2 separate regions of the Homo sapiens genome follow, and region 2 is linked to region 1. The links are chromatin contacts, found by Hi-C or POLR2A ChIA-PET in ENCODE. All regions are on one chromosome and are shown on one strand. Each heading gives the region's core, a stretch centred on a gene start or an enhancer-like site at or near the end of the contact. The rest is flanking DNA. Distances are from core to core; before and after follow the strand shown.

The links. Hi-C counts contacts between places; a loop is a spot of excess contacts on that map. ChIA-PET counts read pairs that join two places held with the same protein, here RNA polymerase II (POLR2A). Pooled maps may share reads with other maps.
Region 2: a loop to region 1 is called in a map of HepG2, with 5 times the contacts of the local background. The contact joins two enhancer-like sites. A Hi-C loop is called at or near these places in 3 of 168 maps with a recorded cell type or tissue (HepG2, IMR-90 and cardiac septum) and 4 of 50 pooled maps. POLR2A ChIA-PET finds 5 or more read pairs at or near these places in 1 of 52 experiments (BJ).

Annotation. Positions count from the first base shown.
Region 1 is chr15:39,122,135-39,128,281 of GRCh38, forward strand. All of the region lies in intron 1 of LOC105370777 (a long non-coding RNA gene), which reads right to left. Among named protein-coding and RNA genes, the nearest start is that of LINC02915, 130 kb to the right of the region's middle. Within about 2 kb of position 3,282, at least 5 of the 41 ENCODE cell types and tissues checked have a DNase peak (open chromatin) inside an H3K27ac peak, as active enhancers do.
Region 2 is chr15:39,310,835-39,316,981 of GRCh38, forward strand. All of the region lies in intron 1 of LOC105370777 (a long non-coding RNA gene), which reads right to left. Among named protein-coding and RNA genes, the nearest start is that of LINC02915, 63 kb to the left of the region's middle. Within about 2 kb of position 2,362, at least 2 of the 41 ENCODE cell types and tissues checked have a DNase peak (open chromatin) inside an H3K27ac peak, as active enhancers do.

The DNA.
Region 1 (6,147 bases), core at 2,032-4,531:
TGCCACTAATGAGGAAAGAATCTCCCTCTCAGGAATAATTCTCTTGCGTCCAGACCCCAGAGAAGGCAAATACTTCATCCTCTCACTCCCATTTCAGAAATCATACTTTCTAACATACTGTCTGAGGAGGTACTTTATGAGGCTCCCAAACAATTTTTTTCGAGGGTGGTAAAGTTTGCAGAGAAATTGTATTCCAGGTGGGGCTCTTTGTAAGAGATGTGTACCTGGAGCTTAGTTTCATTTTATATACACATCATCCCGACTTCATCCTACTTACTACAATCTCAGTTTTTCAATTTCGTAAGAAACAGCCTACCATGGGAGAAAGAAAACTTAGAGTTTCAGGACCTGGGGGAGTTCTAGGCCTACCTCTTATTTGCTCTGTGTTTCTGGTGAAATTTCTTAAACTCTCAGGCCCATTCTCTATCTGCCTGTAACACTTTTACAGCCCCAGGTAAGTTCTGTGTGAAGTTTACACGTATATTCTTATGATTAGAGCCTCCCAAAGTGTGTGAGCTGGGGCAGTAGCATGTGGGAATATATGGTTGGAAAGATAAAGGGTGGCTACATAGATAGTCTGATTAAGATTAGCCTATTAAAGGAAAGCTCTACAAGATTAGGAAGGTATGCTTATGGCTTTAAACAGACCACTACTCAGGAAGCCACCAAATGGTATCAAATGTTGTACAGCATATTACTTGATCCTGGTCCCATCTAATGGGCAAAGAAGCTCAGAGGTTGGAGGAAAATGATTTAAGAAAGAAAGAACCGAGATTGTTATGTAAAGACATAGAGGCAGCTATGAAGTATGGGGGCCATTCTGCTGAGGAAATTTCAATGGAGTTATAACTCAGAGAGAGTCTTTCTTTTTACTCATACTTTATTCAATTAACAAGTATTTTTGAAGCACCCTTTGTATGTCTAGCACTGTTAGGTAGTGTGTAGGATATGGAGAGAATAAAAGATGTGGTCCTTTTCCCCCAAACTGATGAAATCTGGCTGCTGTTTTAAGATACCACATCCGTAACAATAAAGAAAAAAGCAATATATAATAAAGTGCATGTAGTAAATAAAACGAAAGGCACTAAGAAAGACATTTAATATAAAACAGTGTCTTCTTGGCCGGGCGCGGTGGCTCACGCCTGTAATCCCGGCACTTTGGGAGGCCGAGGCAGGTGGATCACAAGGTCAGGAGATCGAGACTATCCTGGCTAAGACGGTGAAACCCCGTATCTACTAAAAATACAAAAAAAAAAATTAGCTGGGCGTGGTGGCGGGTGCCTGTAGTCCCAGCTACTCAGGAGGCTGAGGTAGGAGAATGGCATGAACCCGGGAGGTGGAGCTTGCAGTGAGCCGAGATCACACCAGTGCACTCCAGCCTGGGCGACAGTGCGAGACTCCGTCAAAAAAAAAAAAAAAAAAAAAAAAAAAAAGTCTTCTTAATGGGCAGTGAAAAAAAGAGGATAACATAATAGTAGATAATGTTTATTGAACACTTACTGTGTAACAGGATCTTACATACACTACATTAAATCCTCATAATAATCTTAAGATGAAGAAAGTGAGGCAAAGGGAAGTTAGGTAACTTTACCAATGTCATACAGCTATTGAGTGGCAGAGACAGGAACAAAAATAATGAAGTCTAAAAAAGAGATCCATGTGGGCAGTCAAGAAACTTGAGATTTGCTGAAGATGGTGCTTGAGAGGTACCTGATGTTTAGTTTCATTCTACAGTCACATCATCTAGATTTAACAGAGTATAAGTTACTATAGGTCATCTTGTATTCCTTGAATCAGGTACTCGCTAGTCAGTGAATGGTTACTTGTCAAAAGGAAATGAGCTGAATAAAATGAGCTGGGGAGAGGTAGGGAGAGAAACATCGAAGTAATCACAGAAAGTGGAATGGCAGAAGTAGAAGTGGGAATAAGGATAACTCTGCCTTCATCCCCAGGGCAAGTCCTAGATTACATCCAGGAAGAAGTCCAGGGGCACAATTTAGCTTTGTGATACTACCTTGGAGATGGCAGAGCTGGAGCATGGACCAGGGCTCAATTCCCATAACTAAGACAGGAGCATGCTGATGTTTCATATTGACACTGTGAACAACAGACATCCTCTGACTTGGTGACTCGTCTTTGCTCTGCAAATACATATGCTACTGTAATTGCTAAAAAATTACTTTGGACTCGCAGTTCAAATGGCTAAGTAATGTGGCCTCAGGTTTTTCCCAGGAACTCTTGCCATGTTTAAACAAACCCCAAGAATGACTGGGTAACACCCTGAGAATTGGCACTCGGTGGTACGCCAACAGCTTGGCTATCCGGAACGCTTCTGTCTGACTGCTTTTCCAAATTCAGTGTCTCCCAATCCAACCACGAAATGGCTGAGAAAAATGCCTCCATCCATCTTTTCCAGGGCATTCACCTCTTCCACTTCCTCACATGACCCTTTCCTACTTCAGCTGCTTTAGTTGGACTGTTTTTCCTTCCTCACCCTCCCACTCACTTCACAGAGCCGGTTTTAGTTTCTATCTAGTGAACACCGCAGTGAAGGAAAGCCAACATTTTTTTCAATCAGGAGAGTGAAGAGTGGAACTAGCCATCAGGACAAACTTACTTCATCTAGCAAATGTTCATCTGCTATTTTAACATCTTAGTTAGATCATATGGCCGCGGCAGCCAAAGTCCACAGGGCAACAGGCTGTACTGATACAATTAGCCTATGTACCTTCCCATTCCTGGAAGTGCTTTTCCTTGATTATCCTTGAATATCAACAGTTCTTAATTTCCAAAGACAGGACATATAACCTAACTCCCAAATCCCACAAAGAGAAGAAAAACCTGGCTCCCATCCACTCCTATGTTCCCAGCAACAGTCCCATAGACTCTACTTCTTCACAGTTTCGCTGAACAGTTACACTGAACTTTTCCACCACTTATACACTTGGTTGGAGCCAACATGTGTTCCTCCCGTATCATGTTTTTAGTAATTAGAAAGTAATTCTCTGAAGCAGAGAATGCTCTGGTTTGCCAAGAACAAGCTCTGTTGATGACTTCTGAGTGCTGCAAAGGGTTTTGCTGTGGGCTCCATTACAAAAATAATCACTTCGCTGACTACAGAGTCAATTTACTCCCTCAACGTGGGCCACCATTTGCCTAGCATTCTCCTAAAAGAATTTCCCTTTGAAAACTGGAATTTTGTAAACAGTTCATAGTCAGATCCAAGTTAGCTAGAGGTAATGAAGGTCTTTATTACCACTTTTAAATATCAAATGTTGGAATCAATGAAGTAGAATGAGCTCATTATTACTCACCAGATGGTATGAGGAGTCATGAAAGATAATCAAACATTCTTTAGTTTGACAAACAGTGGGTTTCCCAGCCCCCTAAATAGTCTTTTCTCCATTCTAGATATTAGGGTAAGCATATGATTATTGTCAATGTATACAGGTAACCAGTGCTGGATTCACACAGAACTATGAAATCAGCAAAGCTGACCTTCACTGTGTCTCCCATCCTGAATGTATTTTCCAGCTTTATAGTTTCCCTTCAACTTTCATTTTGAGATGCCTTTATTCTAAGGCTTCTCTATAAAATATAGGAGAGTGTTAATGGCTGAAACATTATTTTTTTTTCAAATCTATTTTTATGGTATTCTTTTTTTAAATTTTATTATTATTATACTTTAAGTTTTAGGGTGCATGTGCACAATGTGCAAGTTTGTTACATATGTATACATGTGCCATGTTGGTGTGCTGCACCCATTAACGCGTCATTTAGCATTAGGTATATCTCCTGATGCTATCCCTCCCCTCTCCCCCTACCCCACAACAGTCCCCGGTGTGTGATGTTCCCCTTCCTGTGTCCATGGACTGACACATTATTGATGTTCATAGGAAAGTTGTTTTAGCCTGATGGGATTTTCTAAGATGCATGCGTGAAATTCTAGGCACCAGCCATCAGGGGGAGCAGTTGTGGTTTTGTGTGGTGGGTCTTCCTGGTCTTTGCGGAATCAGAATTTAGTCTTACAGTTTCCTGCAGGTGAATAACCTACTTTACCAAAATGTGGAGATGGCTCATTCATTACCTGAAGAAGAACAAGGATGCAACTACTGTTCTTTAATGCTAATATGGAGCATCACATTGTCATTTGTAGTTAGGAATGACTTTCCCTGATAATAATGTCTGTTAGGTTCTGGCAACATTCTTTCAGACCTGTAAGTCTTGGGTAATAGTCACTGGATAATATTCGTAGTTCTCTCCCGCAGTGAATAAGTGGTGAAGGTTAAATTATTCCAAAAATGGATGTGGGCAATATTTAAGAAATTCTGATTTTATGACTTATGTTGCCTTGAAATATAATATTTTAATCATATATTTATATAATTTTTACTTAAAAGGAACTCAAAATACATTGCAGATGTTATTAAGGTGAGGAGTATAGCACCATAGTAGCTAGGATTTATTGAGTGTTTCCTACGTGCCAGGAGCTTCAAACAATTCTACATCCACATGGCAATCCTAATAAATAGATATTATTTTTATTTATTTATTTATTTATTTATTTATTTATTTATTTCGACGGAGTTTCACTCTTGTTTCCCAGGCTAGAGTGCAATGGTGCAATCTCGGCTCACTGCAACCTCCACCTCCCGGTTCAAGTGATTCTCCTGCCTCAGCCTCCCATGTAGCTGGGATTACAGGCGCCTGCCACCACGCCTAGCTAATTTTTGTATTTTTAGTAGAGACGCGGTTTCGCCATGTTGGCCAGGCTAGTCTCGAACTCCTGACCTCAGGTGATCCGCCCGCCTCGACCTCCCAAAGTGCTGGGATTACAGGCATGAGCCACCACGCCTGGCCCTATTATTTTTTCTAATTAACAGATGAAGGAACATATTAAGCAATTTGCCCAAAATCACAGGCAAGAATTTGAACCCTATTAGTCTGACTCCAGAGCTTGGGTCTTAGCAGCACCAAAGGTAACAGTACCTATGTTTAAAAGGATAAAATTAGGAATTTATTGAAAAATATAAGTGGTCAAGCTGGGATGGAAAACTAGTTTTGTTGTTGGTCTTTTTTCATTCCCAAGCAAGAACATGTTTTACTGCCTATCCCACTGAATTCTAGCCAAAGATTTCTCTGTAATAGAACAATAGAATAACTTTCCAAAATATGGTAAGAATGCAGATAGACTAGCAGTGGAGTAAATTCCCTTTCTCAAAGCAGGCAAGGAGGGTGCAGAGGGGTTAATCCTGATGACCCTTGTCAAGGGAGGACACTCCCAGATATAGCCTAGGCCATAAGGCCCAAGTCTCTTCTCTTTCTGAAATTCTGCTCTATCCCCTTTTAGCTTGTGAACCCAAAACTGGAAAGCTGCTTGGCTCTGTTTCCTCAGTTTTTGTTCTTGACATAGCAATCCAACGTTACTTACTCTTCATTTACTCTACACCTACCCCATCCGTCCTCAACAGACCATGATATCAGACCTTGGTTTTTAATTCCCCTCCCTTTCACTTAGTGCTTTAGGAAAGACATTGTTGACATTGGACCAAACCTCACTATTATTAACTCAGACCTGAGATACTTCTTCTGGTATATAACATTGTTTAACAGATTTCAAATACTCCAAACTGGATTTTCTTAAACCTCTAATGCAGCAGAATCATAGAGATCTTTAAAAATATGGATTCTAAAGAAAACATGACCTTGAAATAGACATATAGTTACAAAATAGGAAACAAAAAGCGTTAAATGAGAATGCACATTTCATGACAATTACTCGAACTTACACATGTAATTCTGTGAACTTTTCTGTGTGTTATACTTTAAAAAAACAAGTTTACCTTCAAAAGTATATGTTTCTGGGGTTTTTCTCCAGGCCTCATGAGTCAGCAATTCCTGCATTAGAGTCCAGGAAATTTTATTGTTAAATTGTCCTTAGTCATTGAGATAAGCAATTAGTTTGGCGAAGTACCAAAACTCCTAGGAGAGCAAATAGTATGTTAAGAATTCTAAGGCCAGGAGGATGAGGTTTATTTCCCACACAGAGAATGATTCTGGAAAACAATTAGATTGGGAAAATGTGCATTTCACTCCTACAAAGTCATGTGCCACTGCCTGGATGAACAGAGTATATATGTGATGCAG
Region 2 (6,147 bases), core at 1,112-3,611, 190 kb after region 1:
TGTTAAAGGTGTGTCCATTATGATGCAATAATTGGCCCTTTTAGCATTTTCATTGCCACGAATCACACATTATGTAACTATTACTAAGCTAATCCCACTAAAGCCTATTAATGTCAGAAAGACTTGGGTGTTTCACTACTAAACTGTCTCTGAGGATGTTTTAACACTTGTTCTTAGGCTGCATTTAATATCTGCAATTATGGGGAAAGGATGCCATGAAAACTATCCTTAAATCCTTTTTTATTTATTTTGTTTTGAGATGGAGTCTCGCCCTGTTGCCCAGGCCGGAGTGCAATGTCACAATCTCGGCTCACTACAACCACCTCCACCTCCCAGGTTCAAATGATTCTCCTGCCTCAACCTCCCAAGTAGCTGGGATTACAGGCGCCCGCCACCACACCCAGCTAATTTTTGTATTTTGAGTAGAGACGGGGTTTTACCATGTTGGCCAGGCTGGGCTCGATCTCCTGACCTCATGACCCACCCACCTCGGCCTCCCAAAGTGCTGGGATTACAGGTGTGAACCATAGTGCCGGCCAAATCCATTTTTAACACAACCAAACAAAACATCAACTTGATTGAGAGCTCCAGGACATTGATTGAGAGCTGTTGCCATATGTTTTTAGGCTCCAGTATATCAAGGCTAAAGTGCTCACCATTGCTAGAGGACAAAAACACACAGCAGCTGCTCAGCAATGCCTAAGCCTGTGGCCCAAGTCGAAAAGAATTAGACCAAGTATTACAGTAATCAGGCCTCAAGCAAGCAAAAGCCTGGCTCAATACTAAGAACCCCCTACTAATGGGGAGAGCACACCTCCATACTCCGGTGCCTGGGGAAACATTTCCCAGGAGTGTGGTGGTGTTCTGCCTGCTGGGAGATAGATACCATTAACCTCTCTTCTTACTATGTTTGAACTCCACTTGCACTCTTATCTCTGAATTTTGTCTTGTTTCCACTAAGTATTGCTTGCCCCTTCTTCTTCATACTCAAAAATATGGATGTAATATACCTGCCTCTAAGGCCCCTTTGAAAGTTCATCTTCACCCCCAAGTTAAACAGAAAACCCTCATGCATGTGTGCAGTCTGATTTCATCTTATGTGGCGCTCCTCCTACTGACAAAATATGTTCTCACTCTGAGAAGTTTCCCTGTGCCGCTTTAGTAATAAACAAATCCACCTGTGTTTGCATCCTAGGCGTTCTCAGTGTACCACACTTGAGCTCTGCCTCCCCGGTTAGGCATCTGCTCTGGAAGCACGAGGAATATTGCTTTCAGTCCTCTTATATTCCTGATACCCTTGACTTTGCAAGGCCTAGCAATACGCGGCACTTACTATAAATTAAATAAATAAAAATCCATTTAAGTCAATCAAACCAACAGCTCTCTGTTTCTCCTGTGAAATGGAGAGGCAGATGAGTAGCCCAGCATTCTGCATGGTTCCCCTGATGCACTCTCCCTGCCCACTGAAGCAGCCCTGCAGTTCCACCCAGTCATTCCCTGCTTCTCTGCACCATAGTGACGGGTCCACCTAGAAGGAAACTCCCTTTAAAAGTTGCTCCATTAAACTGATAAGAACAGATACTACACTTGATTTTAGCCAAGAGGATATGGAGAAATAGGAATGCTTTTACACTGTTGGTGGGAGTGTAAATTAGTTTAACCATTGTGGAAGACAGTGTGGCGATTCTTCAAGGATCTAGAACCAGAAATACTATTTGACTCAGCAATCCCATTACTGGATATATACCCAAAGGATTACAAATCATTCTACTATAAAGACACATGCACATGTATGTTTACTGCGGCACTATTCACAATAGCAAAGACTTGGAACCAACCCAAATGCCCATCGATGATAGACTGGATAAAGAAAATATGGCACATATATATCATGGAATACTAAGCAGCCATAAAAAAAGGATGAGTTCATGTCCTTTGCAGGGACATGGATGAAGCTGGAACCATCATCCTCAGCAAACTAACAGAACAGAAAACCAGAAACTGCATGTTCTCACTCATAAGTAGGAGTTGAACAATGAGAACATATGGACACAGGGAGGGGAACATCACACACCAGGGTGAGGGGCTAGCGGAGGGACAGCATTAGGAGAAATACCTAATGTAGATGATGGGTTGATGGGTGCAGCAAACCTCCATGGCTCGTGTATACCTATGTAACAAACCTGCATGTTCTGCACATGCACCCCAGAACTTAAAGTATAAAATAAAATAATTATAAATTTTTTTAAAAAGTTGCTTCATTCTGGGGACAAGAGACCACCAAGCTGTTGCATGTTAGAACAGACCTACTGGGAGGCAGTAGAGGGCACTGTGGACTCATGCCCATGACACCCCCAATAAGCACACCTATGGCAAAGAGGAAGTGCCTAAGTCCACAGGTCTCGAGTTTGTAGTGCGCATACCTCCTGCCCAAGTCTATTGCTGCTGTTGCTTAGCCCTTTCAATATTCTTTTCTTACATTTTGTTTTTCTTAACTGTATCAAAGCTTGTGAAAAATTCATATCAGTTATTTCAATTTTTCTGAAAGATTCAGTAAATCAGATATTGTTTTAAAACAATCATCACCAAAGCCACGTGGCTTAGTGAGGATTGTTTTAAAACAGTCAATGAGGAAGTTAGGAAATAATTCTTCATCTCCAGACTTAATTGACTAAGTCCCAAAGATTATTACCCTATATTATCTCTTAAATCACACCCCCTCTTACTTAGGACAGGAACATACCCCTGAACAACAGTGCTCAGCTGAGGGGGTGAACAAGGCTAAAACCCAGCCAATCACTGCTGGCAAGGCCTTGAGCCCTGGCTCCAGGCTGCACCTGCCTTAGGAAGGGGCGTCTCTCTACGACACTGAATGGCCTCCTGTGGATCACCACAGACCTGCTTTAACCACCTTAACTGCAACCACCTTGTTCTTGGCCCTTATTTATACGTTGACCACTATGACCATCTCCTAACACTCCTAGAGGTAACTTAAACTGCATACACACACATATATTCATAACTGAACAAGCTTTATGCATATTTACAAATTAAATGTGCCATCACTGAAATTCAAATTAAAAGCATTAATCAAATGTGACCAACATACTGTTTGACTAAAATTGAACCTCTTCTGCTCCAGGGAGGATAAGGAGCTGACAGCTATGTTACAAGATCTATCTAGTTTTGTACTATATAGACCATGTGTTATGCAATGACTCAATATCCAATCAATGTTTTCTCTGATAAAGTCCTTCCAAACTGTCTGTTGGCATCATTTGGCCATTATGAAGTTTATGTTTGTTTTAGTCTCATTATGTGGAAACAGTTAAAGCAGTCCTACTGGAACCCAAATAATCTTATGTTCAAATGTCTACTTGGACTTAAATCTCATTTTAGTACACAGGCAATAAAATAATGATCCCGATAATCCAGATCCAGATAATCCAGAAGGTGCTTATTGTAGTTAAACATAAACAAAAGTAAGCTAATTGCTAAATTTAGAGCCCAAAAGGGCCAGACCACCATCATACCTGAATTTATAGATCAAAAGAAACCAAGTTGAAATCCAACTCTTTCCTTACAGGTTTTAATATTAGATGGCTACAGGAGGACTCAGGCTTAGAAAACACCACTTCTCATGCTTATGGTATTAAGCCCTCCTTTCAGTAAATAAGGAAGGGGATATATCCTCCATGAGAAACTTAAATAAATATAGCTGTTCTTCCACTGACCTATATTTCCTATCAGAGAACACCAAATACTATGTAAATAGAAAATAACTCTACTGTTGAGATAATCTATAAGAGGGTCAGCAAACCATAGCTTTAGGGCCAAATCCAGTTCTTGCCTTGTTTTTGTACTTCCTGAAAGCTAAGAATTTTTACATTATTAAAGGATTATTAAAAATGAATTTATAATGGAGACAGTATGATAGGTCACAAAGTCTAAAATTTTCTACCCTGTCTATGTAAAGTTTTCCAACCACTGAACTAGATAATACCCTAATAAAGAATATTACCAATGAAAACTACATAGAGCTATTCATCATTTCTATGTAAATTCACTGTCAAAAAATGATCATCAGAAATAAGATGGACATATTTTACCATCCATGAACTTTTATTTCTTGGACTTCTATGTAATAAGGGTTCATCAGTGAATGTCCATGTAGAACATTTTTTGTCCAGTCAAGTCTAATGTGTTTAAACTGGCCAGTATTTGATAAGACTAACATCTTTATCACAGCCTCCATCCTGAACTGCTTGCCTTCATCCAACTCAAGCCCCATTACCTAACGTTTTCCTGAATGTTAGTCCTCCTGAGAGCTCAATTTGCCCTCTTTGGGCAGCATTGCCTTGATCACAAATCTGCTGCTCAAGACCCCTTTTCTGGCTCTGATCTCAATTTCCATTTGCAATCACTCATTTGATTATGCTCTTCAGAACAAACCAGGATTGTCTCACTAAGTCTAGCCCGTTCTTACAAGACAGTTCTTACTGTACTTACTGTACAATGCAGCTGATGAATGCCCATACTGGGATGAAGCCAGGCATACTGTCACCCAGTGACTTGGAAATTTAATACTCAACTGATGATGCCAGGATAGGAAGCCAGCCAAACTGGCTCAGTCAAAACAAAAATCTTCTTTCCTTTCTTTTGATTTTTGCTCCAAAATGGCTAATTCATTTGATGGGGAACTTGAGTTTTCTTTATAGAGTGAAATTGAGAAAGATAATAATTAATTTTGAAAATATATACAGAAACATTGGAGCTCTAAGGCAGTCTGAGGCAATGCCTTTTAACTAGGAGCCAGAGATCCCTATGACAATGCTTCTCAGTGTTTGGTCCAGCTCACTTAAACCAGAATTCTCTTGAGTGCTTATTAAAAATTTGGAATCCTGGGACTAACTCTCTAATATCTGATGAATCAGAATTTTTGAGAATGGAGTCCCACTATTATTGTGGTTGATAAAACTTCTGGACCAAGACTTAAGAGGCCAACATATGGTCTTTAGGGGATTTTCTTATCCACTGAAATTATTTGCAAAAATACATGATGGTTGATGGTTCGAAGTGCATTTTTCTAAAATGACCCTATTCATCTTCATCAAATTATCAAAGCAATCTATAGTTTGAAATAAGAATCACTTGTTTTAAAGGAAAATAAAATTGAATCAAAATACAAAGCTTAAATTTCTCTGAGCACCATTTCCTGCATGACTGGTAAGTCTTGCCTTCTCTGGGAAGCCATTCTTCCTTCTTGCCCATGTGCCATACAGCTCTTCATACATACCAGCAGCTTAGACCTCCAGGAATTTCCATTTCACCCAGGGAAGCAGCTTTGGTAACTTCTCTTTGAGATCAGAGCTCCCGTATGGTGAATCTGGGGTCTCAATTTACTGTTCTCTACTCTAAAGTAATTTGTATGAAGTGAATGATTGTCCATGTCTGGGGCCACAGGGCCTTTCTCATGGGCCACAGCTGGCCCCATCAGCTTCTAACACCTATGAGGGAAGCACAGCTGTGGGGAAAGTATTGGACTGTTCAGATTTTCCTCCTCAGTTGGTGAGGCCACTCACTTTATTTCTTTGCTCCAGTTCCTCTTTAGTGAAATAATTTTTTTAAAAAATCCAACTCTACTTACCAACCAAAGTTTATAAGAATAACAAACATTAGAGTGAGAAAGGTAGAGATTGTCCAGTTGCTACCTAACCCCAAGCTATCAAAGCTCAGTGAATTTAAGGGACCCTTGCAAAGTTTTCAGCTTGATAAAAACTGTAAGAACTGTAACATCATTTCATTCGATCCTCAAGATGCTCCAGTGAGAGATGCACTAGCTGATTTTATCAGATCATTTAGCTCTTTCCACTTCATTAAACTAGCTCAAAAAGGTATAATAAATATGCAATATCTTCGACAATAAAAGGCAAGTATAAATATAATGCACTGTTTTACTATTATCTCACCTGTGACTCTGAATTTGACTTCTGTTTCCAAATGGAAATAAAGACTCATCAGCCACATGGTGTAATAAACAGGAGGAGAGGTAGCCATCTCCCTGTGGAAAAGGACCCTTTCTTAGGCCACTTTCCTAAGTGCCATTGATTTGGTCACTCCTTCATTCCTCTCTGAGCAATTATCTGA